Linked DNA regions of Homo sapiens: all the other regions are linked to region 3. The links are chromatin contacts, found by Hi-C or POLR2A ChIA-PET in ENCODE. All regions are on one chromosome and are shown on one strand. The core of a region is the stretch at or near the end of the contact, and the rest is flanking DNA. Distances in the headings are between cores, read along the strand shown.

Region 1 (3,497 bases), core at 31-2,530, 230 kb before region 3:
TAAGACACAAACTTTAAGACAAATCTTAGATACCCATTTTCGCTTAAAACACGACCTATGAACTAATTAATAATATGAGCATTTAAATAAACCTACCGAAGTCTCCCCAAAGTGGGCATAACTCTTTTTCACAAGTCTGTTTCTAACCAGCGAAGAATAAAGAGCCCGTGGCAGTGCACAGGGCCATCCAACATCTCCCCAGGGGAATTCCGGTCCCTACTTTAGTTTAAAATTCTAGCGCCCTTCCCCGTTGGCCCCTCACACTCCGGTCTCAAGGTTCTCAGCTTTCTTTCCACCCCTATGATCCCCCGCCTTCTTTGGGTCCCCTTAGCCCCTGATTTCACCGGGACCTCCGCCACCGCACCCCGCCACCGCACCCCACCCCCGCTCCCGCCATCGCTTCCGCTCTTAGTAAACAAAGAAGCACATGGGCCCGGATTCCAGCCGCTTCACAGCTCGGGATTCCTCCGCCCAGGGCGGGAGCCAGTCCAGCCATTGGCCATCACACCCAGAGACACCGCGATCCCAGCCCACTGCCGCCTTTCCCGGGCCCGAGCGAAGCTCCGGATCCCAGGCACGCCCCCCCGGGCCGCAGCTCTCTCCGCGGCCGCCGCGCGGAAGGACACTGTTTACACGACACTCCCTCCAGCCTCCTCGCGCCACTTCCGCCCGGCTCCACTTCCGCTCGGAGGGCGGCCTCAAACGGCCAATCCCGGCGCGCAGCGGCCCCGGCCTGCCCGCCCCCGGGGCCTACGCGCGCCTGGGGAGGGCGCGGGAACCTGGGAATGCCCAAAAGCGCGAAGGAAAGCGGGCACGGGAGCCCAGAGCCCTTAAGACTCTCCTGAGGTCCTGGGCGCGACTTTTCCCTGTGCAGCCCCCAGCCGGGTTAGCGCGCCCCCAAGCCCCCAACCCCACGACCCTAACACCTTTACCAGGTGGGATTACTAGCTTTTCTTCAACATCGATGGCCCCCCGCACGCTTCCCAGGCCCCGTGGGCCTTAGCCAGGCCGCAGCTCGACCCTGCCTCTGGCCTCGCGCACCCCAGAACCCGCCGACCCCGGTCCCCCAAGACCCCAGCTCACACCAACAGGTGTTCCCCGGGAGGCTCCCCGCGCAGGACGCCCTCCCGGGCTCGTAGACCCGTACCCTTCTCTAGCGCGTAGTCCTTCAGTGCCATCGCTGCCGAGGGCCGTGCGGCCGCGCTTGGCGGGCTCAGAGGTCTTGCTCCTGGGGAAGCTGAGAATCTCCGCGCGGTGGACTGTGGCCGGCCAACCGAAATTGGCGCGAAACGTCGCCCCCCACGTGACCGGCGCCACTGCGTGCGGGCCAATCGGACAAGGCGGCCTTCTTCACCTCCCGCTAGCCGCAAGCCAATCACCGTGCGGGCCTAGAATGAGTGACGGGGAGGCGGTGCGGGCGTCGGAAGGGAATCTCCGGGCGGGGTAGTGCAGGCGCCGGGTTTCCCGCGGTCCGAGCTGGCGCGGGCGGAGGAGAATCGCTCTTAAAGGGCCAGCGCACACGCGTTCTTTTGTTCCGGGGCCGCAGGGCGGGGCAGGCCCGACTTTCGCCGTCTTCTTGTCTACTCTCCAGAACGGCCATGATTTCCCAATTCTTCATTCTGTCCTCCAAGGGGGACCCGCTCATCTACAAAGACTGTATCCTAGACCCTTGGGGCTGGGAAGGGGCGGAGGGGCCGGGCGGGAGGGGCGCCCAGGGCCAGCCTGTGTCGCAGGATCCTTCACTGAGTCCTTCCACCCGCCAGTCCGCGGGGACAGTGGCGGCCGGGATGTGGCCGAGCTCTTCTACCGGAAGCTGACGGGACTGCCAGGAGACGAGTCCCCGGTTGTCATGGTAACCAGTGGCGGGAGGCGGGTGAGGAGCGGGGTCCCGTCGGGCCGGGTGGGCGCCAGCTCCCTCCCAGGACTGGTTCATTGGTAGATTCCACTTGGGGGGTGCATTCCGCCAAATAAAGCTAACGTGAGGCCCGGCGCGGTGGCTCACGCCTGTAATCCCAGCACTTTGGGAGACCGAGGCGGGCGGATCACCTGAGGTCAGGAGTTCGAAATCAGCCTGGCCAACATGGTGAAACTCCGCCTCTACTAAAAATACAAAAAAAAAAAAAACATAGCTGGGCGTGGTGGCGGGCGCCTGTAATCCCATCTACTCGGGAAGCTGAGGCTTGAGAATCGCTTGAATCCAAGAGGCAGAGGTTGCAGTGAGCCGAGATCCGGACACCGCACTCCAGCCTGGGAGACAGAGCGAGACTCCCTCTCGGGGTAGGTGGGGGTGGGGAAAAAAAAAAAAAGAGTCAATGGGCGCCAGCAACACACCAGGCCCAGCTCCCTGCGTGACTCCATCCTCAGCAACTCGGGGTAGTTAGTGTAATTAACCCCCTTTCCACATTGGGAAGCTGGGCCCAGGCATATGTCATGTATCTCCCAAAGGCACTGCTGTTGTGACTAGTAAGAGGCATCGGGATCCGAGCTCAGGTCTCCTGGGTTCTGATCACTCCACCTCCCTTTTTTTAACGCCTCTCTTCTCCCTGCCTGTGTCTCAGCATCACCATGGCCGTCATTTCATTCACATCAGACACAGCGGCCTCTATTTGGTGGTCACAACTTCAGAAAACGTTTCTCCCTTCAGCCTCCTAGAACTGCTCTCCAGGTGAGGAGGGTTGGGCTGGGCACCTGGTAGCTAGGAGGGGTCTGAGAGGAGGAGAAAATACACGCTCCAAGTGTTTCCTCAGGTTGGCCACCCTTCTGGGCGATTACTGTGGCTCCCTGGGCGAGGGGACCATCTCCCGCAATGTGGCTCTGGTATACGAACTCCTGGATGAAGTGCTGGTGAGAATCAACAATCCCCTTCTGTGGCCCCTACCCAATTCCCCTGAAGATACATCTGCTCTTCTACTGTGGGATGCCGTGGTTAGGAGGCCAAGTCTACCTTTTTTTTTTTTTTTTTTTTTGCTTTTAGAGACAGGGTCTTGCTCTGTTGCCCAGGCTGGACTGCAGTGGTGCAGTTATAGCTCACTGCAGCCTGGAACTCCTGGGCTCAAGCCGTCCTCCTGCCCCAGCCTCCCCTGTGCCTAGCTAATTGTTTATTTTTTGTAGAGACTAGAGTCTCACTGTGTTGCCCAGGCTGGTCTTGAACTCATGGCCTCAAGCCATTCTCCTACGTCTCGGCCTTCCAAAGCGCTGAGAGTACAGGAGTGAGTCACCATGCCTGGCCCCACTCCCCCTCTTTACCCCTTCCCTCCACTGATCACTCAGACTGTCCTTCCTTTACCACTAGGACTATGGCTATGTACAGACCACATCCACGGAGATGCTGAGGAATTTCATCCAGACGGAAGCTGTGGTCAGCAAGCCCTTCAGCCTCTTTGACCTCAGCAGCGTTGGCTTGGTCAGTAGAGGGAAAGAGGAGGGTGAGGAAAGAGAAGAGGGGTTGGCTGGGGTTGTCAGACCTGATGATTGATTGCTTTGGATGCTTTACAGTT
Region 2 (3,375 bases), core at 704-3,203, 200 kb after region 3:
ACGCACCTGTAATCCCAACTACTTGGGAGGCTGAGGCAGGAGAATCGCTTGAACCTGGGAGATGGAGGCTGAGGTGGGCGGATCACTTGAGCCCAGGAGGTCCAGACCAGCCTGGGCAATATAGTGAGACCCAATCTCTACAAAAAATTTTTAAAAATTCGCCAGGCATGGTGGTGCACAGCTGTACTCCCAGCTACTTGGAAGGCTGAGGTGGAAGGATCACTTGAGTCCAGAAGGTTGAGGCTGCAGTGAGCCATGATTGTGTCACTGCACTCCAGCCTGGGTGATAAAGCGAGACCCTGTCTCAAAAAAAAAGTAATTGTTTTAAAAATGGTGACCAACCCAATCTGAAGTACCCAACAGGTGGCCAGGCATTGTGGCTCATGCTTGTAATCCCAGCACTTTGGGACGCCAAGGCGGGAGGCTCACTTGAGGCCATGAGTTTGAGACCAGCCTGGCCAACATGGTGAAATCCTGTCTCTACTAAAAATACAAAAATTGGCCGGGCGCGGTGGCTCACGCCTGTAATCCCAGCACTTTGGGAGGCCAAGACCGGCGGATCACGAGGTCAGAAGATCGAGACCATCCTTGCTAACACGGTGAAACCCCGTCTCCACTGAAAATACAAAAAAATTAGCCAGGCGTGGTGGCGGGTGCCTGTAGTCCCAGCTACTCGGGAGGCTGAGGCAGGAGAATGGCGTGAACCCAGAAGGCGAAGCTTGCAGTGAGCCGAGATCGTGCCACTGCACTCCAGCCTGGGCGACAGAGCGAGACTCCATCTCAAATAATAATAATCATAATAATAAAAATACAAAAATTATCTGGGGGTGGTGGTGGCCGCCTGTAATCCCAGCTACTCAGGAGACTGAGGCATGAGAATTGCTTAAACCCAGGAGGCAGAGGTTGCAGTGAGCTGACATCGTGCCACTGCACTCCAGTCTGGGCAACAGAGTGAGACTCCATCTCAAAAAATTAAAATTAAATTAAAAAATTAAAAAAGTACCCAAAAAGTCTTTTCCAAGATGTGATTTTAATTCTCTGCGTAGGATTTATTACTAACTGGTGATTCTTTAATTTGTGTATTGTTTGCTTCCCCCTACTAGAAACTAAGCTCTATAAGAATATTTTGTTTGATTGCTTCGCTGCTGTATTCTATTCCCAGTGTCTAGAACGTGCCTGAAACCTAGCAGACACTCAGTGTTTGTTAAATGAATAATCGAATAATAGTCCACCTACTAGGAGGGTTAAAGGCAGGGTTTCTAAAGTTGGAAGACCCAGAGTGGAATCCTGGGCCACGCACTCGTGTGATCTGCCGCAAGTTGTTGAACCTAAGGGTGTAAAATGGGGATTCCACCTCTGGGATAGGCGGAGCGAATGAAATGACATTTATAAAGCACTCCCTTCGCTCTGTGGCTCAGGAATTAGAGCACTGGTCTAGTAAAGCACTCTTGCTCCCTCTCCCTCTCTCCCTTAAGCGCTCTCTTCTTTCCCCCTCCTGCTCAGCCCCTCACATGGCCACTTCTCTTCGGCTTTGCATGACACTCTACACAGTCTAGAGTAAGCCTTTGAAATTTGCCGGGAATTAACGTCATCAGTCGGGAGGACGACAGCTACGCACGCGCGGGGCACCTCCTCTGTCTCGCGCGCTAACTTTGCAGCCCCGCCAGCCAATCAAAATTAGCGTCGGAGCCCGAGTGCCGAGGACTCACCAATCGGAACTAGGAGGCGGGCCACGGTGGAGGCAGCGGCGAGAGGGGGCGGGGACAAGGAGAGGGCACGCACGGTTCTCGCTGCTGGGGTCTCTGCCGGCCAATAGGAGAGGCCTGAGGCCTGAAGGCGGTGGGGCGGGGCATTGGCGGCTCCAGCAACCGGAGGCCGTCCCAGGGAGGGCCAATCGGAGTAAGGAGGTGGGAGAAACCTAGCCAATCAGTGTGCAGGACGGGCAAGGAGGGTGGTGGACGGCGAAGTCTCCTGCGGATGCCGCCCGCTCCCGAGCTTCTGTCAGGGGAGCCGGGCGTGCGGAGGCGGCTGAGGAGGCGGGAAGGCGGCAGTGGTTGAAGGGGTGATTGCTGACTAGCGGGGAGGGAGTGGGCAGCGATGGTGATGGCGGCGAAGAAGGGCCCGGGCCCGGGCGGCGGGGTCAGCGGGGGCAAGGCGGAGGCGGAGGCGGCCTCGGAGGTGTGGTGCCGTCGGGTGCGGGAGCTGGGTGGCTGCAGCCAGGCCGGGAACCGCCACTGCTTCGAGTGCGCCCAGCGCGGGGTCACCTACGTGGATATCACCGTGGGCAGCTTCGTGTGCACCACCTGCTCCGGCCTCCTGTGAGTGACCGGGAGGGAGTGGCCGAGGTCGGCGTGGGGGGACCCGGGGGCGGGGTGGGGAGGCCGGGGCTCCGGGGCGCGAGGGAAGGGGGCCGAGGTGAGGGGCGGAGGGGAGGTCAGGGAACGCGCCGGCTGTGGGGACGGGGTCGTCTGCTGCAGCGGTGTGGTGGGGAGGGGAAAGGGCAGGGGAGAGGAAGCAAGGCCGGAGTCGCTCTGCGGAGAGAAGGGTACGGGTGCAGAAAGACGCCCGGAGAGGGACCGAGAAACTCCCCGAGGGGGTCGAGGCAAACTGCAAGTGGGGAGGGAGAAAGTGCGGAGGATGGAAGGGAACTCGGAGTGGGATGGGGTGTCGGGACTTAAAGGGCCAGAAAATGACATGCACCTTTAGAGGGAACTTCATGCAGGTGGAAAGCAAAAAGGAAAAAGGTGGGGAAAGCCGGCCTGGAGATGGACGGGCACCTTTCTTCCTTCGGGCTTGTGTCCCTGCTGGAGTGTGAGATGCAGAAGCCAGCTGAAACTTGGTTGAAATTCCTATGATTAGAGTACAGGATTAAAAAAAAAAAAAAAAGCGAATTAACCCCGATTGACAGCCTAGAGATAGTGGCTGGAAGGGAGCCATGGTCCAGAGTTCAGGTGTAGATACTAATCTTAGCAGGGCTTTGAAATGTTACCCAGAAGGTAAAACTCTTACGAAATCTAAGAGATGAGAGCCAATGGGTTACCCTGGTAGAGAGCTTAGCTTTTTCAAACGTTTGCACGTCTAGGTGAGCCATCCTGAAGGTTAATCATTTACACCTTTAAGATCCCTGTTGCCATGACTGGATCCTGGTGGTAGCATCCAGGAAACTCTAGATTTTGGGGGGGCTTTGGTGCATCATCTGAGTGCTACTCTTGGCATTGGTACTGTTCGGTCATGCCAGAGTGAATTTACAGCCACAATTCTAGCCTAGATTTCTGGTTATATAGTAAAGCCCCCTCCACTCCCCTCTGCACTCCTCCTACTCCCAAATTAAGATATTATTTGGTTAGATGCATGATTAACATCTGATATCAGGCC
Region 3 (3,465 bases), core at 133-2,632:
TATTTGGCAACACACTACAGGCTACAGGTCCAGTTCTGATTTTTTTTCTTTTTTTTTTTTGAGATGGAGTCTTGCTGTGTCACCCAGGCTAGACTGCAGTGGTGCAATCTCAGCTCACTGCAACCTCTGTCTCCTGGGTTCCAGCGATTCTCCTGCCTCAGCCTCCCAAGTAGCTAGGATTACAGGCGCCTGCCACCACGCCCAGCTAATTTTTGTATTTTTAGTAGAAATGGGATTTCACCATGTTGGCCAGGCTGGTCGTGAACTCCTGACCTCATGATCCACTTGCCTTGGCCTCCCAAAGTGATGGGATTATAGGTGTGAGCCACCGCACCTGGTCCACTTCAGATATTTAGATACAGACGGCAAATTTATTTAAATGTCTCAATACATTTAAATGTAGTTACCTAAATATATCTAATATATTTAAATGCAGAGAGCAAATTTGCGTTTACAAATCTGACATGGAATTCAACTGTGCTAGCCAAGATTCGGTGTAGCTTACTAGCCAGAAATCACATACCCTAACAGGTAAAAATGCATTGCATTTTTTAAAACTGCGCAGCTATGCAAATTAGGATGTGTCTGGACGCTCTACTGTCCCCAAAATAACCTCAATTTTTTTTTAAAGGCCAGGCACAGTGCATTACGCCTGTAATTCCAGCGCTTTGGGGGGCCAAGGCGGGCGGACTGCTTGAGCTCCGGAGTTCCAGACCAGCTTGGGCAACATAGCTAAATCCCCGTCTCTACAAAAAAATAAAGTAAAAATTAAAAATAAAATAATATAAAAATAAAAATAAAAGGGGAGAGAGAACAGGTAGGAAGGAAATGCATTCAGTCTATAGGGATTTCACGTTCCGGCTTCAAGTCCACGGCCCTGTGATGGGATGTGGGCAGGGCCTGAGACAGGCCGAACCCAACTCTTCACAGGGCCGAATTCTTTGCCCGCAGCCCAGCACCCCGAAGGAGCTTGCCTCGGCTTCAAGGCGCACCTAATGGGCACCGGATCGCTGGGGCGCTGAGGATGCCGCTCCGGGGCCTCCACGAGGCGGCCTCGCCACGCGCCTCGGCCATGTTCCCCCCATTTCCAGGGAGGTTGGACGCCGTGGTTCTTAAAGAGGGCGCGCGAGAGGGGCGACCGCGAGCCCAGCTCACCTCGAGCTCTCAGCTCGCTCCAAGGATGCAACACCGGATCCGCCTCGGGGACTGGGAAAGTTCCCTCCACGGCTCCCACAGGCGCCCCGCCTCCTGGGCTCCCAACGGCTGCTTTCGACGTTGTGCTCCACCCTTTCCGGGCGGGGCGGAAAAAATACTTCCCGTCTCTCCTTTTCGCCTAGTGGCTCTGTCAAAGGTCGAGTCCGTGACGTCAAAGAGCCTGGACCAATCAGAGCACACCGGACTGCGTTTTTTCCGAACGCCAGCAGCAGGGTCAGAAGGGAGGTAGTCGCCCTCCGTCGTGGCCTGGCGTGGATTCCGAGCGTTGGTGTCTGGCGGTTTCCGACCGTTGGTGTCTGGCACGCGCCACCCCGATGTACCAGGTAAAGCCCTATCACGGGGTCGGCGCCCCTCTCCGTGTGGAGCCCACCTGCATGTACTGGCTCCCCAACATGCACGGCAGGAGCGGCGGCCCAGCACTCGGCACTGGCCACTTGCAGGTAGGAGCGCGGGGCCCCCCCGCCCACTGCGCACGCGCGGCGGCCCGTTGCTGGCCCAGGTGCCCCTAGGCCGGATAGAGTGCGTCCCAACCGATTCGCGGCCCCACCCCGGCATCTGTGCCGGCCGGCCAGGGGGTCACCCAGATTTTTATGTTTTAAAAGATTTATTCAGGCCGGGCGCCGTGGCTCACGCCTGTAATCCCGGCACTTTGGGAGGCCGAGGCGGGCGGATCACCTGAGATCAAGAGTTCGAGACCAGTCTGGCCAACATGGTGAAACCTCGTCTCTACTAAAAATGCAAAAATTAGCCGGGCATGTGTCGGGCGCCTGTAATCCCAGCTACTCGGGAGGCTGAGGCAGGAGAATGGTTTGAACCCTGGAGGCGGAGCTTGCAGTGAGCTGAGATCGAGCCATTGCACTCGAGCCTGGGCAGCAAGAGTGAAACTCCGTCTCAAAAAAAAAATTATTATATATATATATATTTTTATATATGTTAAATATACCTTTATTATGCGTATTATACATATTGTATATTATGTGTAATATATAACATGATATATTATAAAATATATATTATATATATATATATCTTTCCTGGTCGAGCGCGGTGGTTCACGCCTGGAATCTCAGCGCTTTGGGAGACCGAAGCGGGAGGATTGCTTGAGCCCGGAGAGTTTGAGACCACCCTGAGCAACATAGCAAGACCCTTGTCTCTATGTTTTTTTTTTTTTTTGAGTTGGAGTCTTGCTCTGTCGCCCAGGCTGGAATGCAGTGGCCTGATCTCGGCTCACTGCAAGCTCCACCTCCCGGGTTCACGCCATTCTCCTGCCTCAGCCTCCCCAGTAGATGGGACTACAGGCGCCCGCCACCATGCCTGGCTAACTTTTTTTTGTATTTTTAGTAGAGACATGGTTTCACCGTGTTAGCCAGGATGGTCTCGATCTCCTGACCTCGTGATTCGCCTGCCTCGGCCTCCCAAATTGCTGGGATTACAGGCGTGAGCCACCACGCCCAGCTGCCTTGTCTCTATTTTTTAAATGTTTTAATTAAAATAAAAATCTATCCATATTTTTTCTTTTTTTTTGCGTATGGCTGCTTAAACATTTTAGTTCAGAATTCTATCCTCTGAAAAGTGAGTAGCACATAAATGCTCATTTTGAGGAATTACAAAGCGAACCCCAGGGTCACCACCTCCCAGGTTGACACACATTGTGACCGCTCCATTCTTTCCACTTAAACCTTCCCCACCAACATCCCAGGGCCCGATTTTTATGGTAATTATGTCCTGCTTGTCTCTATTATTTTGTCAGCTAAGTATCCCTAAACAATATGGTCTGGTTTTTTGTTTGTTTTTGTTTGTTTGTTTTTTTCAGACGGAGTTTCACTCTGTCACCCAGGCTGGAGTGCAGTGGCATGATCTCGGCTCACTGCCACCTTGGCCTCCTGGGTTCAAGGAATTCTCAGGCCTCAGCCTCATGAGTAGCTGAGATTACAGGCGCTGTCCACTGCACCTGGCTAATTTTTGTATTTTTAGTAGAGACGGGGTTTTGCCATGTTGACCAGGCTGGTCTTGAACTCCTGACCTCAGGCGATCCGCCCGCCTTGAACTCCCAAAGTGCTGGGATTACAGGTGTGAGCCACCGTGCCCGGCACCTAAACAACATAGTTTTGATATAGGTAAGCATACAGCATATATTTTGATGTATTTCAGGTAATTTAGTCTAAGAACAGGAAAGGACAGAAAATGAACACAATTTGTAGTTCTTTGTTGTTAACAAACTAAGAATACTTTGCTTAAATAAGTAGCAAT

What was found. Hi-C counts contacts between places; a loop is a spot of excess contacts on that map. ChIA-PET counts read pairs that join two places held with the same protein, here RNA polymerase II (POLR2A). Pooled maps may share reads with other maps.
Region 1: a pooled map shows a loop between it and region 3 (13-fold over the local background). The contact joins the promoter of MCM7 here to the promoter of STAG3L5P-PVRIG2P-PILRB in region 3. A Hi-C loop is called at or near these places in 3 of 37 single-sample maps with no recorded cell type and 10 of 50 pooled maps. POLR2A ChIA-PET finds 5 or more read pairs at or near these places in 4 of 52 experiments (AG04449, OCI-LY7, WTC11 and 1 more).
Region 2: a loop to region 3 is called in a map with no recorded cell type, with 6 times the contacts of the local background. The contact joins the promoter of AGFG2 here to the promoter of STAG3L5P-PVRIG2P-PILRB in region 3. A Hi-C loop is called at or near these places in 1 of 37 single-sample maps with no recorded cell type and 5 of 50 pooled maps.

What each region holds. Positions count from the first base shown.
Region 1 is chr7:100,100,117-100,103,613 of GRCh38, forward strand. MCM7 (minichromosome maintenance complex component 7) reads right to left here and starts at 1,281. Exons shown (of 15, transcript NM_005916.5): 1 at 1,148-1,281. The coding sequence starts at 1,178. It overlaps AP4M1 (adaptor related protein complex 4 subunit mu 1), which reads left to right and starts at 1,527. Exons shown (of 15, transcript NM_004722.4): 1 at 1,527-1,656; 2 at 1,764-1,852; 3 at 2,559-2,665; 4 at 2,748-2,844; 5 at 3,293-3,403; 6 at 3,496-3,497. The coding sequence starts at 1,599. RefSeq lists enhancers at 476-635, 981-1,533, 1,556-1,605 and a silencer at 746-845.
Region 2 is chr7:100,537,250-100,540,624 of GRCh38, forward strand. It overlaps AGFG2 (ArfGAP with FG repeats 2), which reads left to right and starts at 1,954. Exons shown (of 12, transcript NM_006076.5): 1 at 1,954-2,318. The coding sequence starts at 2,098. RefSeq lists an enhancer at 1,304-1,805 and silencers at 1,685-1,964, 2,015-2,314.
Region 3 is chr7:100,334,683-100,338,147 of GRCh38, forward strand. STAG3L5P-PVRIG2P-PILRB (STAG3L5P-PVRIG2P-PILRB readthrough) reads left to right here and starts at 1,383. Exons shown (of 17, transcript NR_036570.1): 1 at 1,383-1,655. It also overlaps the pseudogene PMS2P1 and the pseudogene STAG3L5P. RefSeq lists enhancers at 485-1,363, 1,052-1,191 and a silencer at 1,682-1,751.